Regions from separate parts of the Homo sapiens genome. Here region 1 is linked to region 2. A link is a contact called in ENCODE Hi-C or POLR2A ChIA-PET data. All regions are on one chromosome and are shown on one strand. The core of a region is the stretch at or near the end of the contact, and the rest is flanking DNA. Distances in the headings are between cores, read along the strand shown.

Region 1 (4,976 bases), core at 1,951-4,450, 37 kb after region 2:
GCCGGGGGCGCCCCTCCCACCCCACCCCCTTTCCTTTACCGCCCTCCCCCAGAGAGTGGAGGGAGGGCCTGGGGCACCCCTCCCACCATGCCCCCCTTCCTTCACCACCCTCCCCCAGAGAGTGGAGGGTCTGAAGGCGCCCCTCCCACCCCACCCCCCTTCCTTCTCTGCCTTCCCCCAGAGAGTGGAGGGAGGGTCTGAAGGCGCCCCTCCCACCCCACGCCCCCTACCTTCTCTGCCTTCCCCCAGAGAGTGGAGGGAGGGTCTGGGGGCACCCCTCCCACCAAGCCCCCCTTCCTTCACTGGCCCCCCAAAGAGTGGAACTGGGTGGAGGCTAAAGTGAGGGGTAGCCCTCCCCTTTGAAGTGGCACCATAGTCCTTGCGGCCACTTAAAGCATGAGCTCCAAGGGGCCAGGAGATGGGCGGAGATGGGGTGAGCCTGGACCCGCAGCAGGAAAAGACAGAGGGAAAATGCCACCCTAGAAACTGAGACTTCGTTCCCCAGCATTGCCACACCCAAAGCTGAAACCCCCCATGCGAGGCCAGTGGGCACCCTGTCCTTCCCCAGTGGGGGCCCTCGGTCACTCAACCTCACACCCTCTTCCCCTGGAAATCTCCCCTCACCTCTCAGACCTTTCCCTGATGCCCCCAAGCCAGACAAGGACCCGCCCCCCAACTGCAGTGACCACCCCAACCTGGTGTCCACCCCCAGCCCATCCTAGGCCCCCACAGCACCACCTGGTACACAAAGGCACCCTGCACCAAGCCCAGAGCTTCCTTGGAAGTCTGGAATCTTTGAACCTAACGGCCCAGGAAGACTCAGGGAGTGGAAGGCAGCAGGCTGTAGTGGGTCTGCGCCTCCACTATGGGAACCGCTGGGAGGGCGTCCCCACGCCCTTGCCAGCGCTGCACCCCTCTGAGGCAGACGCAGCTACAAACCAGGTGCCAGGAGCAGGCCCCCTCGGGAGCGGACTTCCAACCGCTTGCCTGGTTTGGTTTTGCAGCCCCTGCAGTTCTGAAAATGTGTGGGGACCCAGGCACCCACAATCTGGTGAGGGCAAGGCCATTGTGGGCCCAGTGGGCATGCAGGCAGCTGCGCTCCCAGAATCTCCACACAGAACTCACACCTTCCACTAAAAGGGGCAGGGACCCACGAGGAATGATTGGGAATGAACCTGATCCGGTAAGAACATCGAACTCAAAAAGAAATTAACTTTGAATTACAAAACTGCAAAGTAGGGACCCAACTCCAGGCACCCCTAGCAATCGCGAGGAAGGATGGATTTGGCTGGCCCAGCCTGGCAGAGGAAGCATTTGATGAAGATGGTTATTGACTCATTCCGAGAACTGTCTCCCGGTGGAGACAAATCTGGACATGGGGAGGTTGGGCTGGGTGTTTTGGTCTCATTGCCTCCTCAGAAGGGGGGTGAAGATGTGAGCGGCCTCCCCCAAGTCCCTGGCCTGGAAGCCACTCACAGAGCTGAGTTTGAGTCCTGGAGCTCAGCAGGAGGTTCAAAACTCAGTTCTCGCACTGCTAACTGTGGGAGCAACTAACAATCTCTCTCTGCCTCTGTTTCTCCATCTGCAAAATGGATCAGGGTAGGTCAACTACTGCAGCAAACAAAGCCTGGAGCTAAATACCATCCAGCTATGGGCCCCACCTCAATGAGCCACACAGAGTGCTCAGAACAGCGCCTAGCACAAATCTGTGCCCACTGCAGGTTCGCGAGGATGGAAGGCTGTGCCATCCACAAGAGATAGCCAGCGGCTATCTCTTCCTCCTTGTCACTGACAACATGAACGCAGAGCTTGCAGACTAGATGGTCCGACTGGGCAAAGAGGGGGAGACAGCCTTACAGAAGATGGCAGACACACGGTGTGTGAGGCCGGAAGAAACACTCTGCCCTGAGACTCCTCTCCTCTATTTGGAAACTGCGCCTGAGGATTGTATTAATATTTCCATTGATTAACATGCCCTCTTACATCCCAAAACACATGCATTAACTTCAGATTCTTTATGTGTGCCAAGAAGGATGAGCCTGCCACTCACTCTCTGTCCTTCGCTTGGCTGCTCACAGGGCAAGGGCAGGGCTGGGGGCCTCCCATCCTCCATCCTCCCCTGCATCCTTACCAGCTATGCTAGCACTCCATCAGACAGCCCCCCACGAGCCACACGAGCTATGCCAGGCCATGTGACTAGAATCTGGCCAATAAAGAGGAATTAACACAGTGACTGGAGCTTCTGAAAAGTCGGCTTCAATGAATCAGCTTCCCCCACCCCAGCCCTCTCTATTGCCTAGAATGAAGAAGTGATGGCTGGAGCTCTTGCAGCCATTGTGAACCATGACCATGAGGATGGAAGAGGTAGAACAAGAAGCTGGGTGCACCTGGGTCCCTGAGACTATGGCACCGTCACCCCTATTCTAGACTGCCTACCTGCAACCCTCCAAGACGAACAAACCCTGGTGAGTTTCGGCTCCTGATGTACTGGGGTTTTTGTTAGAAGCAGTCAAGCCTACTCTAACTGGCGCAAGCTGCGAGTTCAGACCTTCCAGATGGAGGCACTGGACTGAAGGGGGCACCGTGCGGTGGGCTCTCTCATGTAACCGGCACCAAGCCCATTTGACAGATGAGGTGCCAAGGTTCAGTGAGTCACTTCCCCAGAGTCACACAGCTAGAAAATCAGGGACAGAAGGCTGGGCGCGGTGGCTCACACCTGTAATCCCAGCACTTTGGGAGGCTGAGGCCGGCGGATCACGAGGTCAGGAGATCAAGACCATCCTGGCTAACACGGTGAAACCCCGACTCTACTAAAAAAAAAAAAAAAAAATTACAAAAACTTAGCCGAGCGTGGTGGCGGGCGCCTGTAGTCCCAGCTACTCGGGAGGCTGAGGCAGGAGAATGGCGTGAACCCGGGAGGTGGAGCTTGCAGTGAGCCGAGATTGCACCACTGCACCCCAGCCTGGGCGACAGAGCGAGACTCGGTCTCAAAAAAAAAAAAAAGAAAAAGAAAAAGAAAACTGGGGACAGAAATGCAGTCAGAGTTGTCTGCACTGGTACAGAGGCGGGCACGGGAGTCTAACACAGTCCCGCAGACCGCAAGCCCATCCCAGCACACCGTGTTTGTCTATGGGTCACGGCAGTGATGGGACAGAGCCAGAGATGAAGCTACAGCTGGGAGCGCCGTGGCCTCCTGAGCACCCCAGCTCCTGGCCAGGCTACATGGGCTGCAGGAAGCAGGGCCGGGCACGCCCCTTCTTGGGAGCACAGGTCTGATCTCTACAGTTTCATATTTACCGAAAGGAATGTATTCACGCGTGCACTGGGGACCGGAAGCACATTTTTAATAAAAACTAAAAAGGAAAGAGCCTGCCTCACTCACTAAGCAAGTCCCACCAGGAACACACCCGTTCCCCAGCCCTTCGCCCTGGAGCGTGCTGCCCGGGAGAACTTTCTGTGAAGAGAGAAACGCCGTGTCTGTGCTGCGGATGCCTGGGCCGCCAGCCACACACAGCCTGCACACGTGAAATGCGGCTGGTGAGACTAAGACCTTGACGTTCAACTGCATTGAATTTACCAGACCTGTATTAAATTTACCATACCTCTATGGAGGTATGATCCACAGACGATAAGCTGCACACCCTCCAGAGAGTGTCATGTCCTTATTTTTACATATGTACACACCCGTGACACTGTCAACACAGTCAAGACGGTGAACATATTCACCGGCCCCAAAATGTTTTCTAGTGCCCACTGGTGACCCCCCACTGTATGGCCAGTGTCACTCCTGAGGCCTAAGTCAGGGTGGCAGGCACTTTAGCTGTGCATCAGGTAACTCGTCTTTCCTGCTCCCCCATCAACCTCCTGACCTCTGCATCACACACACACTAAAGACGCCATGTCCAAAAGTAAGCGCATTAAACAAGGTCCGCCTGGGCGGGGAGGGCTGCTCGTCAGCACAGGCCTTCAGCAAGAGCCTCAGGGATGCCAGTTACCAACCACACACCGAATGTCCTCCAAACCCACTCTCACGTGGCCCAGAGCCCCACAGGTCAGGATTGCCCAGGCCAAGAAAGTAAGTCAGATTTTCTTTTTTTTTATTTCCAACTTTTAAGTTCAGGGGTACACGTGCAGGATGTGCAGGTGTGTTCCATAGGTAAACGTGTGCCATGCTGGATTGCTGCACAGAGCATCCCATCACCTAGGTATTAGGCCTGGCATCCATTAGCTATCTTTCCTGATCTCCTCCCTGCCCTCCAAAGATGGCTGATTTTCAAAGATGGGGTGTCAGCTGAGCTCAGGACAGCCACCAGCTCCCGCTGGTGAACTTAGATCAGCTGCGGCTACAGTCCCGGCCTCCAACACACGTGGGAGAAGGGCTGACAACCAGGAGTGTTTTAGTACAAAACAGACAAACCAGAAACCTACGGCATCAGGACACCGTCACCGGAGGATGGTCCAAGAAGGCGGGAAGGCCTTCCAGGTCTGGGAACATGAGACCCGGGCTGAACACGAGGCTATGTCCGTCCAAATCCCCACAGTCCTGCCACACAAACGAGCCGGAGGCTTCTGGAGGACAGTGTGCCTAGATGAAGGAACCAGGACGCAGTGGCGCTTTTCCATCTGTACCCCAACATGTCAGGGTATATCAACACCCATATGTCACTGGTGCTGGGTCCGAGCATGGGAGCTGCAGCCAAATTCTGGGGGTGGGGGCACACGGGGAGAGGTTCCTGCACCCTAACGTGTTGCTTCTCTGCCCATTTCAATCGCGGAACACAAATTACACGTGTGATGCTCTTCTCCACGTGTGCACAGCACTCCCGAGGCGCTCCCAAGCTGTCAGGCAGCCATCCTCAGGGGCTGCAGTCACCGGTGGTTGACTATTAGGGGGGATAGTTGTGTTCTTTTATTTCTGCACTAAGCTAATAAGTACTTGTTCAGCCCCTCTAAAATCACAATCGTCCTGTCCTCGT
Region 2 (4,786 bases), core at 378-2,877:
CCAGAGGAAACCCAAAGCCTGGAGCAGAGGCAGGAAGGCTGGCAGGGAAGCCCCGGGGGTCAGAGTCGCTTTGTGCACCTTGGGACCCGGGGAGAGAAGAGGCTGGAAGGGAGAAGTGGGCCCAGGTGGCCTCCTGGAGCACAGGAGGAGGCGTAAGCTGGTGGAGTATCCGGGGCAGCACGTCCTCTCCAGGCGGCCACTCCAACCATGGGGCTCTGGGAGCTTCTTGACTAAGACAGAGTCTACCGCTCAAGAAGCGGGGCAGATGGGTGGACAGAAAAGCACACAAGGGGGTGGCTCACGCCTGTAATCCTAGCACTCTGGGAGGCAGAGGCAGGCAGATCACTTGAAGCTAGAAGTTCTAGACCAGCCTGGGCAACGTGGTGAAACCCCATCTCTACTAAAAATACAAAAATTAGCCAGGTGTGGTGGTGTGCACCTGTAATCTCAGCTACTTGGGAGGCTGGGGCAGAAGAATTGCTTGAACCCAGGAGGCGGAGGTTGCAGTGAGCCAAGCTTGAGCCACTGCACTCCAGCCTGGGCGACAGAGGGAGGGGGCGGGGGGGTGGGGGAGGGAGGAAGGAAGACAGGAAAACACACAACAGCAACTGGGCTCACATGTTAGCTGAGTGCCTGCTCTGTGCTGGGCATGTGAGGGAAGCTGCAATTTAATCTGAGATCCTGAGCAAAACAGTACAGAGGCTCAGACCAGGACATTACGCCAGAGCTGGGATCAAGTCCTAAGCCTGCCACGGACGATCTCAGCCACTCCTCTCTGGGCCTCGGTTTCCCTGTGTGTGGAATAAGGAAACCGCAAGACATACAGATGGCAAAGGGCGTCCTGCCACACTCCCAGTCCCACTGTGCTCACGGTGGAGTCACTAGCTGGTCACCATGCCCCTGCTGAAGACACTGGCCTCTGCAGCTGTCTCTGCACAGTGCTCCGGGCAGACGCTGCCTGTGAAAGCAATCAGCACCCAAGACAGGAGCGGCACTGCCCTGGGAAACGCCTGGACCAATAGCCTCAGGTCCCCTGAACACTGACTGCCCACTGTTCCTAATGCCAGCACGGAAGCCCTGTGTCCCAGGGCTGGGCAAGCTGCATGAGGCAGCTGCATCAGGCGGCAGCTGCTCCCCACCAGGAAACTCTACAGGAATCAGTCGGGGGTCAGGGGCTGTTGGGGGGAATTTCCCGTCCTTCATGGAAGCAGCTTAGCAGCCATCTGGTCCAAATTCTCCAATTTTGAGATGGGAAACCTAAAACCCAGCTGGGAAGATGCAAGAGCTTCACAAGCCCACCCAGCAACTTCCAGGCAGGGCCCAGCCTAGAACGAGGGGTTCCTGTTTGGAGCCTGAGGCTCGTCTCTCCCAGACACGGCGTCCTCCAGGACAGCTAACCACCGTCTAGGCCTCCTGCCTGCCAGATCTTTCCCAGGTTTATTTCATTTTATTCCCTCAAAACCCCCCACGAGATGGTTCTGTGGCTCTCCCCTTTCTGAGGAGGAGTCACCGGGGCTGGGGCAGACAGCTGGTGCCTCTGGCAGCAGAGCCCGGCTCTCCACGCCGCCCTGCCCTGGAGGGCCGGCTATCCATCCTGGATTTGAAGCTGAGGGACAAACCACAGCCTCCAGGCATGAAAGCAAGGTTTCTGAGTGGGGGCCTGCAGCCTGCAAGGCCAGTAAACCTGTCCCAGCAAGACTGGCTGGGCAGGCTGGGCCACTCACTGTCTGCGAATGCTGCTCTCTCATTCCCAGAGACACTCCCCAGCCCCTCCTGGGCATCACTCAGCGCTGCTGTGGCTGCAGGAGCCAGGCACAGATGGCGCCTCCCTCCCCTGTCCACCAGGAAAAAGCGGGGATAAAGGTGGGTTCCAGTGTGGGAGGCATCCCAGACCCAGGCTGCAGACGAGCCGCATCAGTCCCTCTTTAATCAGAGGCAAGGCCGGAGACCATGACACAGATCTGCTGCCTAGCGCGTGAGTCACTGCCTCCAAGGTACAAGAATCCCACAGGAAGCTCAAGGTACCCGCCCAGACCTTGAGGCCAAGGTGGGGTTATGGGAACAGCACCTCAAGGGCAGGAGGGAGGGGTTCTGGCCTCCCCCACACCACCCCACTCTCTACACAGATGTCTTGCCCCCTCCAAGAACCTCCTGCGCTGCTTCTTCCTTGGACCCTTCCCTCTTCCCAGAGGTGGAGACAGTGAACCAAGGGGCTGGAACACAGGCGTCTACACAGGCAGATTCCCATGTGGGACCCTAGGATCCATCTCCCTCCCCAGCCCACAACTGCAGACTGTCCAGGCAGGAAGTGGGGCGTGGAGGCCTCATGGAGCCAGGCGCTGTGCATGGTCCGAGCTGCAAGAGGCCTTGGGGGAAACATGCGTCCAGAACCCTCACCTTACACACAGAGAAGACGGGTCTAGAAATGGGTGCGTCTCATCCAAGGCCCCATAGCCAGTCGGGGCAGAGCAGCCCCAGAAAGAACAAGGGTGGGAATGAGGACGGTCACCATAAAAACAGAATCACAGGCTCTCCCGCTGCAGACCCCAGACTGAGCGCTTCACGGGATCACCTGCGTTTCTTTCACTGCCCCCAAGCTCTGAACTCTCACCACGCTCAGGTCACGTGTGTGCAAGCCGGGGCTCAGGAGGTCACTCAGGGTGGGCTGGGAACCCGGGTTCACAGGGCCAGAGCCGAGTGCCGAACCCTCCGTGCCAAGGCCAGACCCAGTCCCCAGCCACTGCCTGGCCTGGCTTCACAGAGCCAACTGCCCCCACCACACAGCCCAGCGCCACAGCCCCGGGGAGCTATCCACAGCTGATGGGAACAGGCCACCCTTCTGCCGGCTAAGGAGCTCATCAGGCAGAGGGCAGGCCCTGAGCAGGCAGAGGGGGCCCCACAGACAAAAGGCAGGCTCTGGGCAACCCAGAATTGTAGTCAGAGAGTCTGAGCAGCTCGAAGTGAGGGCTGCCTGGAGGAGGCGCAGGCCTATGATAAAGTAGCAAAGAAACAGGCGATCCCCTTGGAGGCACAGACTGCCCGGCACTGCAGCGCACGGCAGGACTGACCCTGCCAGTCCCTTCAAAAGCTCAGCTACCAACTGCCCTGCGCCAGGACCTGCTGAGAAACACCGCAGGAACACACGCGAGGCCCCCGCTCCAGTCCCCTCTAGCACAAGAGGCTATAGAATGAATTGACGTTTGTGATGGCTAATGTGGCTAATGCTACGGCACCATCCTGCCTGGGCTAAGGGGTACCCAGAGGGCAGGTAGGACATTACCTCCGGAGTGGCTGGGCAGCATTTCCAGAGGAGACCAGCATCTGAGTCGGCAGCCGAGTATAGCAGACGCCTCCCGTGCCCTCGGGCCTCACCCAACTGCGGGGGCCCAAACAGGTCATGATGGCAGACGAAGGCCTTATTCACTCACTGCCCAGCGGGCACAGCCATCATCTCCTGCCCTCGGACATCGACGCTCGTCGTTCTCAGGCCTTTGGGCTCAGACTGGGACTCACGCCATCAGGCCCCTTGGGTCTTGGGCCTTCGGATCAGGACTGGAGCTGCACTACCAGCCTTCCTGACCTCCAGCTTCACAGCAGCTGGTTTCAGGACTTCTCAGCCCCCAGGATCGTGTGAGCCAGTCCCTGGTATTAAATCTTCCTATCTATCCATATGCTATCAGCGCTGCTGTTCTGGAGAACCCTGACTAATACAATATTGGAAAGGAGCATGCATCTCCCCTGGGATGGCCCCATTCAGGCACGCCCTGCTCCCACGCCCAGCACCACTGACCGCTGCCAGCAGAGGCGCTGTGGAGACAAGAGTGGTAGGGGGCAAGGGACGGGGTGGGTGTGGAGCAAAGACTATTCCCCTAAGGAAGGCAGGCCCCCTGGGACTGAGGGAGAGCAGCCAGTCAGCCAAGGCCAGGAGAACGTGCAGGGGCAGAGCCCACGCACAGGCCCGGAGAGCGGCCATGGCCACACAGGGGACCAAAGAGCGGAGGCCTGTCGGACACAGGGCCAAGGAGCTGGCCTCGCCTGGGGCAGTGGGAGTGCAGGGTCAGGCTGGTGTTTGAGAGATGCTTCAGGCTGCAAAGAGGATACTGGGTGGAGGGAAGGCAGGACCGCGGGAGGGGGGCGGCCCCAAGGAGTCTTCTAACCAGGCCAGGTGCACGATGGCAGGAAGGCCTGGGCAGGAGGCCACAGGGATGGACACAGCCAGAGAGGACACAGCCAGAACTGTTTAAAAGGCTGATCAAGGCTGCCTGGGTGCAGGGGTGAGGCAGGGAAGAGAGAAACCATCTCTGTCCTTTCTGCCAGGAGACACAGAAAGGGCTGGCCTGAAGAACGGGGACAATGGGGGAGGCTGGCCACCGGGGTCTGGACGCACAGTGGCCAGCTACAGAGGGGAAGGCAGGGGATGCCAGGGCTGGCGTCTGGGCAAGGCTGAGCTTAAACCCTTGGTGTGGCCTTCAGCAAGTCGCTGCCTGCCCCGAGTCTCCCTCCCCACCCACCTGGGGAAAGGGGAGGCTGAGAGGCACGTGGTTATCTGAGCCACCACCACCCCATTTCTGTTTCCCACAGAACCCCCGCCCGGCCTGCTAGACCCCCTTCTGCCACCTTCCTCTGGCCTCGGGATGCCCTGGCTGTACGAGGAGAGGCTCCCTCCGCCCTCAAACAGTTGCCAGCGCCTTTCTTCCCCAGCAGGTAACTGGCACACTCCACACTCTGCACAACGATGCCAAGATGCAGCCCACAAAGCTGGGACCCACACCCCAGACACACAGCA

What was found. Hi-C counts contacts between places; a loop is a spot of excess contacts on that map. ChIA-PET counts read pairs that join two places held with the same protein, here RNA polymerase II (POLR2A). Pooled maps may share reads with other maps.
Region 1: a loop to region 2 is called in a pooled map, with 2.6 times the contacts of the local background. The contact joins two enhancer-like sites. A Hi-C loop is called at or near these places in 4 of 50 pooled maps. POLR2A ChIA-PET finds 5 or more read pairs at or near these places in 3 of 52 experiments (HEK293, HepG2 and WTC11).

What each region holds. Positions count from the first base shown.
Region 1 is chr9:133,907,835-133,912,810 of GRCh38, forward strand. All of the region lies in intron 2 of VAV2 (vav guanine nucleotide exchange factor 2), which reads right to left. Among named protein-coding and RNA genes, the nearest start is that of VAV2, 82 kb to the right of the region's middle. Within about 2 kb of position 3,201, at least 2 of the 41 ENCODE cell types and tissues checked have a DNase peak (open chromatin) inside an H3K27ac peak, as active enhancers do.
Region 2 is chr9:133,872,549-133,877,334 of GRCh38, forward strand. All of the region lies in intron 2 of VAV2 (vav guanine nucleotide exchange factor 2), which reads right to left. Among named protein-coding and RNA genes, the nearest start is that of VAV2, 120 kb to the right of the region's middle. RefSeq lists enhancers at 1-403, 1,400-2,599, 3,385-4,120, 4,121-4,786. Within about 2 kb of position 1,628, at least 5 of the 41 ENCODE cell types and tissues checked have a DNase peak (open chromatin) inside an H3K27ac peak, as active enhancers do.